Regions from separate parts of the Homo sapiens genome. Here region 2 is linked to region 1. The links are chromatin loops, found by intact Hi-C in ENCODE. Cell type or tissue: PC-3. All regions are shown on one strand. Links, peaks and the distances in the headings refer to the core of each region. The heading gives the core; the rest is flanking DNA.

The links. Peaks named below come from ENCODE experiments on the same cell type or tissue, not always from the same donor. Only the 100,000 strongest peaks of a DNase experiment are listed, where the experiment ranks them.
Region 2: it touches region 1 in a loop (2.8-fold over the local background); 1 of 110 quality-filtered maps calls a loop at or near these places.

Annotation. Positions count from the first base shown.
Region 1 is chr7:40,819,203-40,827,054 of GRCh38, reverse strand. The region is part of intron 13 of SUGCT (succinyl-CoA:glutarate-CoA transferase); the gene reads right to left. LOC112267984 (a long non-coding RNA gene) reads left to right here. Exons shown (of 2, transcript XR_007060292.1): 2 at 1-1,147. Among named protein-coding and RNA genes, the nearest start is that of LINC01450, 160 kb to the left of the region's middle. In PC-3, for the core only: no CTCF peak of the experiment used is centred there; DNase peaks (open chromatin) are centred at 2,394 and 4,024; H3K27ac peaks cover 2,462 bases.
Region 2 is chr7:40,982,005-40,989,856 of GRCh38, reverse strand. It overlaps a transcript of SUGCT not described here. Among named protein-coding and RNA genes, the nearest start is that of LINC01450, 6.0 kb to the right of the region's middle. In PC-3, for the core only: no CTCF peak of the experiment used is centred there; a DNase peak (open chromatin) is centred at 3,326; H3K4me3 peaks cover 402 bases; H3K27ac peaks cover 2,336 bases.

The DNA of each region.
Region 1 (7,852 bases), core at 1,797-6,796:
CATACCACAAAAAAATTGAAGCACAAAGCACCAAAAGAAAATGAAGATAGAAAAATCTAGTGGATTTGGAGGTGAAAGAAAGCAAACTTGCACCCAGTTTTCCAAACCTTAAACAGATTTATTTTCTTGGCCAAGTTCTCAGTTACTCACCACAGTGCTCTTATTTTGTGCCTCAAGGGATAGGCAAAAAGCTCTTTCCTGCTCAGCACTTACTTAATACTTAAAAGAAATACCCTTTCTTTCTCTAGCAATGCACTTGTTTTAACAGTGGAAATACAGGGCACCCAAGAGGTCAAACTCTCTAGAAACCTGGGGCCAATACTTACAAAGACTGATGCCCTGTGGGTGACTCAAAAACAACCCTGGAGTCAGAATTAACAACATTCTCCACATACTGTTTAAATGGTCACTCTTTGTCAGGAGCTGGGTACTTTCTGAAAACTGTTTCTGTAGCCTGCGGCAAGCCTGGGCTTTGGTTGTGAGGCCCAGAGGCTTAGCTTCTTCACCCAATGCTTGCAAAATGTTTATAGCAAACTCAAATACCTTCCACAGATTACTCCCATTCTCCATCTGATTTCTTCACCAGCTGTTCTCTGCCTGATTCATTGTGCAGATTTCTTTCTAGTGTTGTGGATATTCCCTAGTTACCTACCATAATGCTTGGTCTTACAGGTGTATAGCATGTTTGCAATGCTTGTTCATATGCTCCCAGGGAAAAAAAAATCATAAAATATAATCTTATGTGTAATTTTCCTGAATACTAAATGCTTTGCCCTAAACTTGAAGATAGTGTATCAGTTGAAGGATGCCAGGAATTACTTCACCTCATGTATATGTACCTGTTACAGATTATATTCATTTTCAAATTAATTTCAAAGCCAGCTGTTATTTTTGCTAAAAGTCATCCTTGATGGTATGCTTTAGCAACTACCATTTAAAACTTAGAGACAACTAGCCGTGCAATATGAGGATTTAAAAATGCAGTACTTGAGTTGTTTATTGTGGGTTTTACATTTTGAGCTTAAGTCTCCTTCTTAATATATTGTCTGTAGGCACTTAATAAAATAGATCTTTAAGGAAAAATAAAATAGCTTTACTATATATGTAACATGCATATTATAAATAAAGTGTTGGAACTTTTTGGTGATTTAGTTTTCCTTTATAAATACGGGCATGTAGGTATTCCTACAGCAATACTAACATTGAAATACGAGTTTCTATGCCATGGGGGCTTTTTTAGAAGTTCTAGCTGGGAATGTAAGCATCTATGTAACCTTAATCCAAAAAGAGGGCTCCTCTAACTGGGAAGGTTGCCTGTTTGGACCGTCGGATGGCTGAGGAGAATGGGTCGCCTGCCTGGCCTACTTAATGAGCTGAGTCCACTCTGACAGTCAGAGCTGGGAGAAAGCATCTTCTTCAAAGTGAGCACACATCAGATTCCCCCTCCATTTTTTCCCTTACTCATGTGGAGGGGTTAGGACTTTGAAGAAGTCAGGTTTTTCTTTTTCTTTATTTCATGGAATACGTTAAAAAACAGAAAGAAGTATCGAACCTATGCCATGTACTTCAAATGAAGCTTCCACAGAAAATTTGAAACCCTAAAAAGGTTCTTCATTTAAGCCACAGAGAGACACAAATATTCAAACTCTCCTAAGTAATGCTAAAAACAAGGCAGCTAGTGTTCCAACAAGGGCAAGACCTCACTTGTTTGTTATGTAGGACCCTTATCACTGTCAATTTTAGCTTGATGAAAGTACTACCATGTGTCACAGACAATGCCATATGTTCATCAAAAAAACAATTTATTTTCCCTCTGGGCATACAGAAAGACTACATTTCCCAGTTTCTTTTGTAATTAATTTTGGGCTATGAGTCTGAATTCTATCCAAAGAAATGCAAGTGAAGGTTGTGTATACTACTTCCAGGTCTGCCAGAATCCTCCCACCTCCTGCACAACCTTTAACATCTCTCTTCCCCCTTTACACTAACCCTGGGACCACATAGTGAAGATGGTGGCATTGCAAGACAGGAAGAGCTTGGGTTCCTGAAAGACTGCATGAAGCAGTCCCCTTTTTTCCATGACTATCTTGGTCTGTGACAGGCTGCAATGGTTTGAAGGTTTGTCCCCTCTAAAACTCATGCTGATATTTAATTGCCATTGTGATGGTATTGGGAGGTGGGGCCTTAAGAGGGCTCTGCCCTCATAAGTGGACTAATGCCAGTTATCAGGAGTAGGCTCACTCACTTCTGCTCTCTCTTTTTCTTGCTCTCACTTTTGTTGGCCCTTCTGCTTTCCACTATGGGATGACAGAACAAGATGTCCCACATAAGATACTGGCACCTTGATCTGGGACTTCCCAGCCACTAGGCTACAAACCAATAAAACTCTGTTTATTATATATTACTCATTCTTTGGTGTTCTGTTATAGCAGCACGAAACAAAGACACAGGAAGAAGCAAGAAATCATTACTTGAGATTTAGCGGTTGTTGTAGCAGCTTGCATCATGTACCCCAACGAATGCATACCATATTATATCATGTATGTTCTCTGTGTTGCTTATTTCCTACCTCAACCATAGCCATCATTTTAAGACAACAATTAAGAAAACTCCTTTATCTGCACAAGTGCTCTGTCTCTCTACCTGATGTTTTTCCCCTCCTCCCTCTGTTCTTGCCTCCCCAACACACACACATACCCATTTACCTTTATATAATCCTTTTCCAGCTTTGAAATGGCAAGCGGGCCTAACAGGAAAGATTCTTTGGATTTTAAGAACATCCATCAGCTTTACTGCTATAGACAAATTTCTTTCCTTAATGAGTTTTGTTTTTTGTTTTTTTTTTTGAGCAAGGAATATGGTTTGCCCTCTGAAGTCATAGAGTGAATTAATTTGAGGATTTAGCTAGCTACTTGTCATGAACCTGAATGAGAGAAAGGGAGAAATTTTTCATCCACTGCTCACTGTCATTTTCTCTCCTTCTGACTTCCACTTTCCCTAAATTGTTGCATTAATCTAGCCACTCCCCAGTCATCACCACTACAGTGTGAGTTCTTTTAGGAAAAGAACCAGTGCTTATTCATTTTTTATCCCTGATACTTGGAACCTACTAGGTAATCATTAAACGTTAGCTATTATTTAGCAATAAGATTAAAACCAGGAGACAAATGGCCTTAACTCTGTCAAGAGGCAGTAGGACAATTTCGTGGGACTAGGAGTGATGCCAGGCCCTTCTCTTAAGTCTGTCGCTATTTGAATCCCAGATTTGAAACTTAAGGGAAATAAAAATTTAAGTATACATGCCACCTCTTAATTTCTTTTCAAATACTTTTTTTCATTTTTCCTTCTCAAAAAAGGAGAAGGAAGAGGAAAGGAAAGAAAAGTAAATGAAAATTTTTAAGAGGTCCATTTTCTACTCAAGGATGAAAATGCACATCCCAAATGCTTATAAAATCTACCCCTTCCAACTACTGTTTATAATAAGCAGTGTAGTAGAGTTAGGTGGAGGAAAAGGAAAACTATGGTAGTAGAAATTGCATTTGCTGAGTACACATGTGAAACGACAGTTACCACCTTCATTCTCCAGTGTTAGGTTTTGAAATCGCCATAGTAGGAAATCCACTTTAAATATGTTTGCCTTTGGATCTATTTTTAAATGAAAAAAAAAATCTCAGTGCTTCTGGTGTATGTATGTAGTAGAGACAGTCTTAACCTAAGATGTTAAGAGAGGAGTCTGGGGACAATTTATCAGTGTCAGAACCCAACACCAGAAGAGAAATCGGAGTGACCTTTTAACAAAGGTTCTATTTTTAAGATCTAATTGACTTAGCCACTGGGATTATCTCTGGTATTAAAAGTTATTTAAGGGGGTTGCTCCATGAAATTCAAATAGGATGTATGGTAAATCATTACTAAGATGATACAATGGCAGCAAATATTTACTGATGCAAAACAAAAAGCTCTAGAATACCTGAGGGTTTGCCTGCTATGGTAGTGAGTTATGAGGGACATCACAATCAAGGCATGCTTGTGGCTTTTTCCTTGCAGCAAAATAAATAAGCAGCCCTTGGAGTCATCAGAACACCCAGGAGGACTTATAACCTATCCCTTCGGAATATTTAGTCAAACTCTTGCTTACTGATTCTTCACTTTCTCTGAATTTCCCACTCTTTCCTTTCCTAACTTGTGTTTCTAGCTGCCAACTCCCATAGTATTTCCCCATTTCCTTAACACTCTCATTTTCAATTTATTCCTTCCCCATATCTCTTTCAGGATTTCTCCACGTTCAACAATATGAGATTACCTCAGATAGGAGAGTCCACTGATGAGTGTACGTGTGAGTAAGGTAAAAAACAGTGCTCTACAAGGTTCCCTTGCAGCTCCTCAGGGACCTCAGTCTATCAATCATTTTCTCCCCTACATATGCAATTTCTCTTTCCTATTACAATATAACTAGGGTGAAGTATCTTCTATCTTAAAAGACAATGTTACCCAGACTTTAAACCAACAAAAGATCAAAAGGGACAAAGAAGGCCATTACATAATGGTAAAGGGATCAACTCAACAAGAAGAGCTAACTATACTAAATATATATGCACCCAACACAGGAGCACCCAGATTCATAAAGCAAGTCCTTAGAGACCTACAAAGAGACTTAGACTCCCACACAATAATAATGGGAGACTTTAACACCCCACTGTCAATATTAGACAGATCAACGAGACAGAAAGTTAACAAGGATATCCAGGAATTGAACTCAGCTCTGCACCAAGCGGACCTAATAGACATCTATAGAACTCTCCACCCAAAATCAACAGAATATACATTCTTCTCAGCACCACATCGCACTTATTACAAAATTGACCACATAGTCGGAAGTAAAGTACTCCTCAGCAAATGTAAAAGAACAGAAATTATAACAAACTGTCTCTCAGACCACAGTGCAATCAAACTATAACTCAGGATGAAGAAACTCACTCAAAACCGCTCAACTACATGGAAACTGAACAATCTGCTCCTGAATGACTACTGGGTACATAATGAAATGAAGGCAGAAATAAAGATGTTCTTTGAAACCAATGAGAACACAGACACAACATACCAGAATCTCTGGGACACATTTAAAGCAGTGTGTAGAGGAAATTTATAGCACTAAATGCCCACAAGACAAAGCAGGAAAGATCTAAAATTGACACCCTAACATCACATCAAAAGAACTAGAGAAGCAAGAGCAAACACATTCAAAAGCTAGCAGAAGGCAAGAAGTAACTAAAATCAGAGCAGAACTGAAGGAGATAGAGACACAAAAAACCCTTCAAAAAAATCAATGAATCCAGGAGCTGGTTTTTTGAAAAGATCAACAAAATTGACAGACCGCTAGCAAGACTAGTAAAGAAGAAAAGAGAGAAGAATCAAACAGATGCAATAAAAAATGATACAGGGGATATCACCACCGATCCCACAGAAATACAAATTACCATCAAAGAATATTATAAACACCTCTACGCAAATAAACTAGAAAATCTAGAAGAAATGGATAACTTCCTGGACACATACACCCTCCCAAGACTAAACCAGGAAGAAGTTGAATCCCTGAATAGACAAATAACAGGCTCTAAAATTGAGGCAATAATTAATAGCCTACCAACCAAAAAAAGTCCAGGACCAGACGGATTCACAGCTGAATTCTACCAGAGGTACGAGGAGGAGCTGGTACCATTCCTTCTGAAACTATTCCAATCAATAGAAAAAGAGGGAATCCTCCCTACTCATTTTATGAGGCCAGCATCATCCTGATACCAAAGCCTGGCAGAGACACAACAAAAAAAAGATAATTTTAGACAAACATCCCTGATGAACATTGATGCAAAAATCCTCAATAAAATACTGGCAAACTGAATCCAGCAGCACATCAAAAAGCTTATCAACCATGATCAAGTGGGCTTCATCCCTGGGATGCAAGGTTGGCTCAACATATGCAAATCAATAAACATAATCCAGCATATAAACAGAACCAAAGACAAAAACCACATGATTATCTCAATAGATGCAGAAAAGGCCTTTGACAAAAATCAACAGCCCTTCATGCTAAAAACTCTCAATAAACTAGGTATTGATGGGACGTATCTCAAAATAATAAGAGCTATTTATGACAAACCCAGAGCCAATGTCATACTGAATGGGCGAAAATGGGAAGCATTCCCTTTGAAAACTGGCACAAGACAGGGATGCCCTTTCTCACCACTCCTATTCAACATAGTGTTGGAAGTTCTGGCCGGGTGTCAGGCAGGAGAAAGAAATAAAGGGTATTCAGTTAGGAAAAGAGGAAGTCAAATTGTCCCTGTTTGCAGATGACATGATTGTATATTTAGAAAACCCCATTGTCTCAGCCCAAAATCTCCTTAAGCTGATAAGCAACTTCAGCAAAGTCTCAGGATACAAAATCAATCTGCAAAAATCACAAGCATTCCTATACACCAATAACAGACAAACAGAGAGCCAAATCATGAGTGAACTCCCATTCACTATTGCTTCAAAGAGAATAAAGTACCTAGGAATCCAACTTACAAGGGATGTGAAGGACCTCTTCAAGGAGAACTACAAACCACTGCTCAACGAAATAAAAGAGGACACAAACAAATGGAAGAACATTCCATGCTCATGGATAGGAAGAATCAATATCGTGAAAATGGCCATACTGCCCAAGGTAATTTATAGATTCAGTGCCATCCCCATCAAGCTACCAATGACTTTCTTCACAGAATTGGAAAAAAACTACTTTAAAGTTCATATGGAACCAAAAAAGAGCCCACATTGTCAAGACGATCCTAAGCCAAAAGAACAAAGCTGGAGGCATCACGCTACCTGACTTCAAACTATACTACAAGGCTACAGTAACCAAAACAGCATGGTACTGGTACCAAAACAGAGATATAGGCCAATGGAACAGAACAGAACAGAGCCCTCAGAAATAATACCACACATCTACAACAATATGTTCTTTGACAAACCTGACAAAAACAAGAAATGGGGGAAGGATTCCCTATTTAATAAATGGTGCTGGGAAAACTGGCTAGCCATATGTAGAAAGCTGAAACTGGATCCCTTCCTTACACCTTATACAAAAATTAATTCAAGATAGATTAAAGACTTAAATGTTAGACCTAAAACCATAAAAACCCTAGAAGAAAACCTAGGCAATACCATTCAGGCTGTAGGCATGTGCAAGGACTTCATGACTAAAACACCAAAAGCAACAGCAACAAAAGCCAAAATTGACAAATGGGATCTAATTAAACTAAAGAGCTTCTGCACAGCAAAAGAAACTACCATCAGAGTGAACAGGCAACCTAAAGAATGGGAGAAAATTTTTACAATCTACCCATCTGACAAAGGGCTAATATCCAGAATCTACAAAGAACTTAAACAAATTTACAAGAAAAAATCAAACAACCCCATCAAAAAGTGGGTGAAGGATATGAACAGACACTTCTCAAAAGAAGACATTTATGCAGCCAAAAGACACATGAAAAAATGCTCAGCATCACTGGCCATCAGAGAAATGCAAATCAAAACCACAATGAGATACCATCTCACACCAGTCAGAATGGCGATCATTAAAAAATCAGGAAACAACAGGTGCTGGAGAGGATGTGGAGAAATAGGAACACCTTTACACTGTTGGTGGGACTGTAAACTGGTTCAACCATTGTGGAAGACAGTGTGGTGATTTCTCAAGGATCTAGAACTAGAAATACCATTTGACCCAGCCAAACCATTACTGGGTATATACCCAAAGGATTATAAATCATGCCGCTATAAAGACACATGCACATATATGTTTATTGCGGCA
Region 2 (7,852 bases), core at 929-5,928, 160 kb before region 1:
TGAAGAAGTGACTAAATTTCTGCAATCTCATAATAAAACTTGAGCGAATGAGGAGTTGCTTCTTTGTTTTTTGTTTTGTTTTGTTTTTAAGACAGTCTTACTCTGTCACCCAGGCTGGAGTGCAGTGGCATAATCCTGGCTCATTGCAACCTCTGCCTCCCAGGTTCCAGCGATTCTTCTGCCTCAGCCTCCGGAGTAGCTGGGATTACAGGCCCACACCACCAGGGCCAGCTGATTTTTTTTTTTTTTTTAGTAGAGATGGGGGTTTCACCATATTGGCCAGGCTGGTCTCGAACTCCTGACCTCAGGTGATCAGCTCACATTGGCCTCCCAAAGTTCTGGGATTACAGGTGTGAGCCACCATGCCAGCCAAGGAGTTGTTTCTTATGGATGAGCAAAGAAAATGGTTTCTTGAGATGGAATCTACTGCTGGTCAAGATGCTGTGAACATTGTTGAAATGACAAAGACAAATTTAGAAAATTACATAAATTGAAATGACAAAAATGATTTAGAATAGTACATAAACTAAGTTGATAAAGCAGTGGTAGAATTTGGGAGGACTGACTCCAATTTTGAAAGCAGTCCTACTGTGAGTAAAATGCTATGAAACAGTATCACATGTTACAGAGAAATCTTTTGTGACAGGAAAAGTCAATAGATGCAGCAAAATTCATTGTCATCATATTTAGATCCTGCAAACAGGTTACAATGTGCTGAAGCCTCAAATGATCTTGAGTATTTTTTTTAGCAACAAAGTATGTTCAATTAGGGTCTGTACATTGTTTTTTATACATAATGCTATTGTACAATTAATATACTACAGTATAGTGTAAATATCATTTTTATTTGCACTGAAAAAAAAAATGCATGTGACTTGCTTTATTGTGATATTTGCTGTATTGTTGTGTCTGGAATCAAACCTGCCTATATACTGAGGAGAAAACAAACAAACAAAAAAAAACTACAAAAATTAAGAATGTGCTAGAAATATATTTATTTATTGGCAAAGCCATATATTAACTGGAAAAAATCAAGTCACAAAACAGGAATTTCAGCATTTTCTTATGTCTTTTTTTCCCAAGAATCTGTCTATCTATAATATCAAGTACATAAGGGTGCTAAAATAATAAGTTTATGGGAGTTCTTTAGTTTATCTTTAACGCTTTTCTCAATCTTTTGATTCTTTTCTCTACGATAATAAAAAATTACATGTAGAGCACATATTTAAAGCATATTTTTTTAAACACACACTTTTTTTCTATAGCAGTATTATTATCCCCAGTATCAGTATCCACATTTTAGGACCTATACAGCTGTAGAGCACTCTATAAAGTCAGTTTTTTTGAACACCTCCTTGTGGCATGATCTCAGTAGTTTATGCCAATCTATAAAAGATTCCTTCAAAGAGAAGTACACCTACCTTAAAAAAAAATGGACCCCAGAACCTGGTAGCATTAGAAGGAGAATCTGCTCCTGGAGAGGAGGGATAAGTCAAGGAGCCCAACTTCCTTTCCCTGGAGCTGCCTGTACCCTAAGGTCTTATCTCCACCCACCAATTCCTGTGGGTCTTCTTGGCCTTTAACACTTCTAAACACATTTAAATTAAACATCTTCATCTAGTTGCCTCTTTGCTTAGCTGAAAACATGTAGCAAAATTTTAATATTAAATTAAAATTAAAATTAAAGACTTTACCAATTACTGAAGAATTACAAAAGACGAATAAACCCTAACTACTTGACTCTGGAGAGCCTATTACATATGCCATGCTCTTTGGGGGAGAATTGATGGGATCTCATACATGTGAAACCTTCTAGAAATGAGAAGGCTTCATTCCACTCCCTGGATCCACTTCTCCATTCTCCAAGCCTCCCTTTCCCTTTGAGGGAGAGAGACACACACAGAGAGAAAGAGAACAAGTTTCACAGTGTATCGATCAACCACTACGTTTTAAGAATGATTTCACATAGACCCAGATCATCAACAAGGTATTTATTTTCATTGGCCTCTCTGTGCAGATGGATAATAAATAGAATGACAAATAATGGTTCCTGCTCTAAGAAGCTTACAGTTTCTGGTGGGAATATCAACAAATGCCTGGAATTCTGTTGAAACATCAAGAAAGGAATATGCAAATACTCTCTGTTTACTCCATTTATCATTTGGCTCATGGTTGGATGGTTTCTGCCTCCTTCATCATTGCTTCCTCAAATTATAACTAACCTTAAAACCCAGATGTTTTTCACAAAGCTGTCTCTGATCCCTTCCTCCAAAGTCATAGAATTCCTTTTCTTCTGAACCTCCAGCATATATAGTATTTTTCATGGGAGACATTTTATAATTTAACACAATGATTCTCCACCAGAAGAAAGGGTGGGAGTATATGTAACACAAACCTTATTAAGTTCTAAAAAATTACATAAATTACCAAGAGTCACACAGATAGTGGAAGGTACCACATTGTAATCCATATCTTCATTCCAAAAACCCTGCTTTAAACTACTGGTGTCTCCTGATCATTCTCAAACCACTTTCTACATCCTCCTCTCCTCCACCCCACCAGCCTGGATTGCAGTCCCCTCGTCATGTCCACATACCTTTGTCCATCTCTGATGAGTCCCTGGGACTGATGGCAGGGAGTGGCATCGCCCTCAGACCCTGAGGCAAAACAATATTGAGGACCACGTTTTTACCCTGTTGTGGTCCTTGTCCGTCCTACTGGGTTATGTACTCCTCTAGGGAAGAAACTGTAGCTTCTTCATCCAGCTCTACCTCCCCCAGACACCATCATTATGGGAACTAGAGCAATGTCTTGCCTTATCATTTTTGTATGAGTTTTTCAATAGATTTTTTTGAATAAAGGAAAAACATAGAATATACAGATTATGTAAGTGCAAATAAGGTGTAAGTGATAACATTTGTGGATAAACAGGATGATGTGGAGAGACTTTCTGGAGGAGGTGAGGTTTTTTTATTTCTTTTGGCTGGAGGATCCTGACTTAGCAGAGATGAAGGTGAAAGGTAGTTCAGTTAGGGAGAATTGCATAATGGCCTGATTTAAAACATTCCTCGTTGTTGATGAGAAATGACAGTGCTGATAGATTTCCTATGACCATAGAACAGATGAGCAAGACAGTTTAATTCTGGGAATTTCTGCTTTCCATCTCAGCGATTACTCCTTGGGCCATTATCTCTTCAGTGGATGAAGGTACTTGCTAAAAATAGGCTACTAATGTTTTCCTTAGAATTACAGCACACGTCAGAAGAGAGTAATGACCCAATCCCGCACTGTTTTCTTTTCATTTCAGTTGGCCTCAAACAAATAAACCCGATAAATATTATCGGAGTCACATATGCTCATTAAGGGTTATAGTCAGTGGCTCTGTTTGTTTTACTGTGTAATAGATGATGAAACCATGGTGATGAGTGGAGTAAGCTGGGATGGTTTTCGTATTTCCCCATCTCAACACTGAAGACTTGCTCATTGTTATTTCACTGGCTTGTACAAGAAATAGAACAGCTCACTAAAACTCTTATTCATTTTGACATGTCTTAAAGAAGTCCACATTCACATATTCTGATTTAGCTCAATGACACATGATACATGTTTGAAAGGGGTTCTTAAATAAATCATTGAACATTAAATAAGCATTTTCACTGGCAAGAGGAACAGTGTGAAAACTTTCAAATAAGAAATAGTATTCTTAATAACTTATTAACTCACCATAACTGAGGATTCTGTTGGTAATCATTTTATGGGCTAGAGGACAAAATTCGGCTCATGTTGTGTAAAATTTATGCCTCAAAAAGTCAAAGTATATAGTACTGGCCTACTGTGTTTTTAAAAACATTTCAGCCTAGTAAAAGAAAATAAACACTGTAATTATTCCTAATGAAATTTCCACACATTTTCATATCTAAGCCTCATGGCTTTCATTTTTTGTTTAAAGAGACTGAAAAACCATGGGTCTTCCCACTCTTGTATGAATTTTTACCAAAACCCTAATTTTACTATCCAGAAGGGCTGCTTTTCCCTATTTGCCCTAATCCTTCTGTCCACAGAGTGATCTTTCTAAGATACAGATCTGATTGTATCACTTTCTAGTGAAAACCTTCAACAGTTCCCTGTTAACATAATCCAAATACTTTTGGATGATATACAGCACTATTCATACTATGGTGGTCTATTTTTGGCCCTTTTAAAATTCCCTTTCTGTGTAATTCACAATTGTCCTGAACTTCATATGTCCCAAAACTTGCAGGCTTTTACCCTTCAGCCTTCAAACACACTTCTCCTTATCTTCCAGGTAAAACTGCTGTCATCAACACTGCACTCAAATTTAACTTCTTCTGAGATTTTTTTCCCCCACATTTACTCCCCAACACCTAGTGGTTCCCTTCTTCCTGATCATTTAGTGCATTTTCCAGGCACTCAAGTCGTGTCATTTCCATCACCAGCATTTTCATTATTTGTTTTGATGTCTATCTCCTGCACTGCGCTGAGGACTTGTCTTTTTTGTAATGAAAGCTCAACGCTGATACAATCCCAAGCCCCAACCAGGTGCTCCATAAATGTCCATTTACAATGCCATTGAATAAATGAATCACAAACTGCTCCTCACTAGAAAGGAACAAGCCCAGAACTCATGCTTTTTAAAGCCCTGATACAATTTGCAATTTCAACTTGCAATTGTATCAAGTTCCAGACTGAAGCCAGGGTTAGGGTTCTGCAAAAGCATCCAAGTAGGTTTTAGCTTCTAGTTAAAACATACACCCAAGAGAACATCAAGGGTTATTACTTGAATAGACAGCCTGTCCACGTAAAAATGGTGAACACATACACTTTGTTCTTTGAAAATGTTCCCTTGAGTCTCTGCTGAGATGTATTCATTTAGAAGAACAAAGGTTGATTAGCATATCACCAAACAGACAGCAGAAATTTTATGTTTGGCAGCCACTTCTGGAGGGATACAGGCCTGCATTTCGTTTCCTAACAGATTTCAGGGACCTAACTTAGTGGGAGAAGTACAATCTTACAGGAGAGGAAGGCTGCACGATACCAAAAAACAAACAAACAAACAAAAAACAGCATCACACTTGATAGTGATAATGTTTCCACCGACATTGTCCAAATCTGTTCTGTAATTACACACTCAATGCCATTGTAAAATGGTAGCCGTCGGAATATAGTTATAGCAACCTAGAACATCACAGATGGAAGGAGTCTTAAAGGAACTGTTGTTAATATCTTTCATTACTCAGATGTGGATGTAATAGCTAAGAAACAAGTCCTATCTGCCCGACTTATTAGAATATAGGAAAAAATTGAGGGGAAGATACTCCATAAACTGGCAGCATAATAGGGTAGACAAGCTATCAGTTCCAGGGGGCAGATCAGTCTGGCTTCATCACCTGTATGGCTATAGGAAAGTCACTTAACCTCTTTGAGGCTCATTTTTTTTTGCCTATAAAAAATATCCACTGTTATCTTTTTTAGAGGGTTGCAGTTAGGATTAAAAGTTCTAAGTTAGGAACACCTAGCACAATGCCTGGAAAAGTATGAGTCTTCAATAATTGATAGATATTATTATTATTGCAGTGGAAATACAGGGAATGTGAATCATGTTTGGAGTGGACTTTTGTCATCTGGGGCTATAAAACAACCAAATCTTCGTATTTGGGAGGAACCCTGATGTAAAGGAAGAAGGCCCACCTTTCATTACAGAGGCTGAAAGGGGAGAGTTCTGTCAGTGAGAGAGTGGTTACCTGGTGGAACCTATTCAATCTGAGCTTCCACTGGGGCTCTGAACCTGGAAGTAACGTGGCCCTACCCCTCGCCTACCTGCATTCTGCCAGAGGATCCAGCTACAGAGGCCCCCTTGGTTCCTACAGGCGATTCAACCCTGATGTTTCTGGGAGCTCTCCATCTATCCCCCAACCAATTCTTTTTTTGTTTAGGATAGACAAAATTGATTTCTGTGACTTCTGACTAGCAAGACACTCACTATAAATATAATTCAAATAGAGGCAAACCGATCATTTCCAATCTAATCCTTGTTTCTCCATTGCTAACATGCTTTGTGCTACATCGCTTTCTCAATTAAAACCATGGCTTAATTTTCTATGTTCATAGACAGAGCATAGATCTTTAAAAATGGGAAACTGTGGATAAACCGCACTGTTTACTTTAATTCACAAAAATGAAGCAATTATATACACAAACCTAGACTGAGAGGCTGCTCTGTCTCCTCTGAGTTTAAAGGGCCTGGGCTAAATGGCAGCAAAGGAGTGGGAGAACAGAAGCCTAGAATGTCCAGTCTCACTAAGTGAGCACCAGTTACAAAAGGAACAATCATCCAGTGCCGGCAGGACTTTGTGCTAAGCAGCCAGTGATTTTCCAATGTTTTTAAGTTGGAGGAAAATATATGACAGATGTGTTGGCTCTGGGAACAATAAAAACAGCTTCTTAAATCACCAAGAAGGGGAGAGAAAGAAAGTAATACAATACAGGATAAATCAGGAGGGAGCTGGCAGGACTGTCTGTTACGGTTGAGGGTAGCAAGGGAATGATGTGTTCAGTAGCAGTAAACAAGCATGGGGTGAGAAGGCCTCAGACCACAAGACCAACCATCGTAGAAAACTGCCCTGAACCCCATCCTGAAGGAACATGATCTACAACTTGAGGAACACAAGACGGATAAAACACTAACAAAAACTCAAATGGGGCAATAACGTTAAAACACAGTCGACTTGTGCATTACTAAAGCAAAGGGATGAAAATAATGAATCAGCAAGCTGTCCCAATTTCCACTAAGACAGTAGTTCTTGACATATAATGTACCTAAGAATGTCCTAGGGTTCTTGCTAAAAGTGCAGAGCTCTGGGCTTCTTGGTCATCAGGTGCTACTAGGCCAGACATGGCAGCTCATGCCTGTAATCCCAGAACGTTGGGAGGCTGAGGTGGGCAGGTTGCTTGAGCCTTGGAGTTTGAGACCAGCCTGGGCAACATGGAAAAATATTGTCTCTACTAAAAATACAAAAAATTAGCTGGGCATAGTGGCACATGCCTGTAGTCCCAGCTACTCAGGAGGCTGAGATGAGAGGATCAATGTCTGGGAGGTCAAGGCTGCAGTGAGCCGAGATCATGCCACTGCACTCTAGCCTGGGTGACACAGATTCTATCTAAAAAATAAAAAAAAAATCAAAAAGAGATACTGCTATAGTAAGTTTTATCTAGAACCTATAGAACCTAAAAATCTATATTTTTAACAAGTTAGAAGGTGGTTCTAATGCAGTTAGTATTACTCACTTCTTGGACTTCCTAGCCTCCAGAACTGTGAGAAAATAAACTGCTATTGTTTATGTCACCTAGTCCAGGGTATTTCATTATGACAGCCTGAGCAGATGAACCCACTCACCTAGTACTTTACACAAAGTAGTGAGTAATGCTAACCCTAACCCTAACCCTAAAAGTCCAGTAAGGGTTTTTAGTTTCAACAGATACAATGCCAGGTCACATTGTCCTAGGATAATATGTTCAAGACTAAGACACCTGGCATTACAGCATTATGAATGATCAGTGGTGAACTGAACTCATTTATGAACATTCTAATGTTCACTGTGGACTTGTTTTTTGGTGATGTGTACAACCTACTGGCAATAATAATGGCTATTATGTATTGAGTTCTCACTGTGAGCCAGGCCCTGCTAAGTGCTTTATATACGTTGAAAAGGTGACTCTTCAAAGCAATTCTGTGAGGTTGATTTTATTATTATCCCTGCTTTATAGATGAAGGAACTAATAAAGAAGATGAGAATCTTGGATATGACATGATGGTTTAATGGCTAATTTT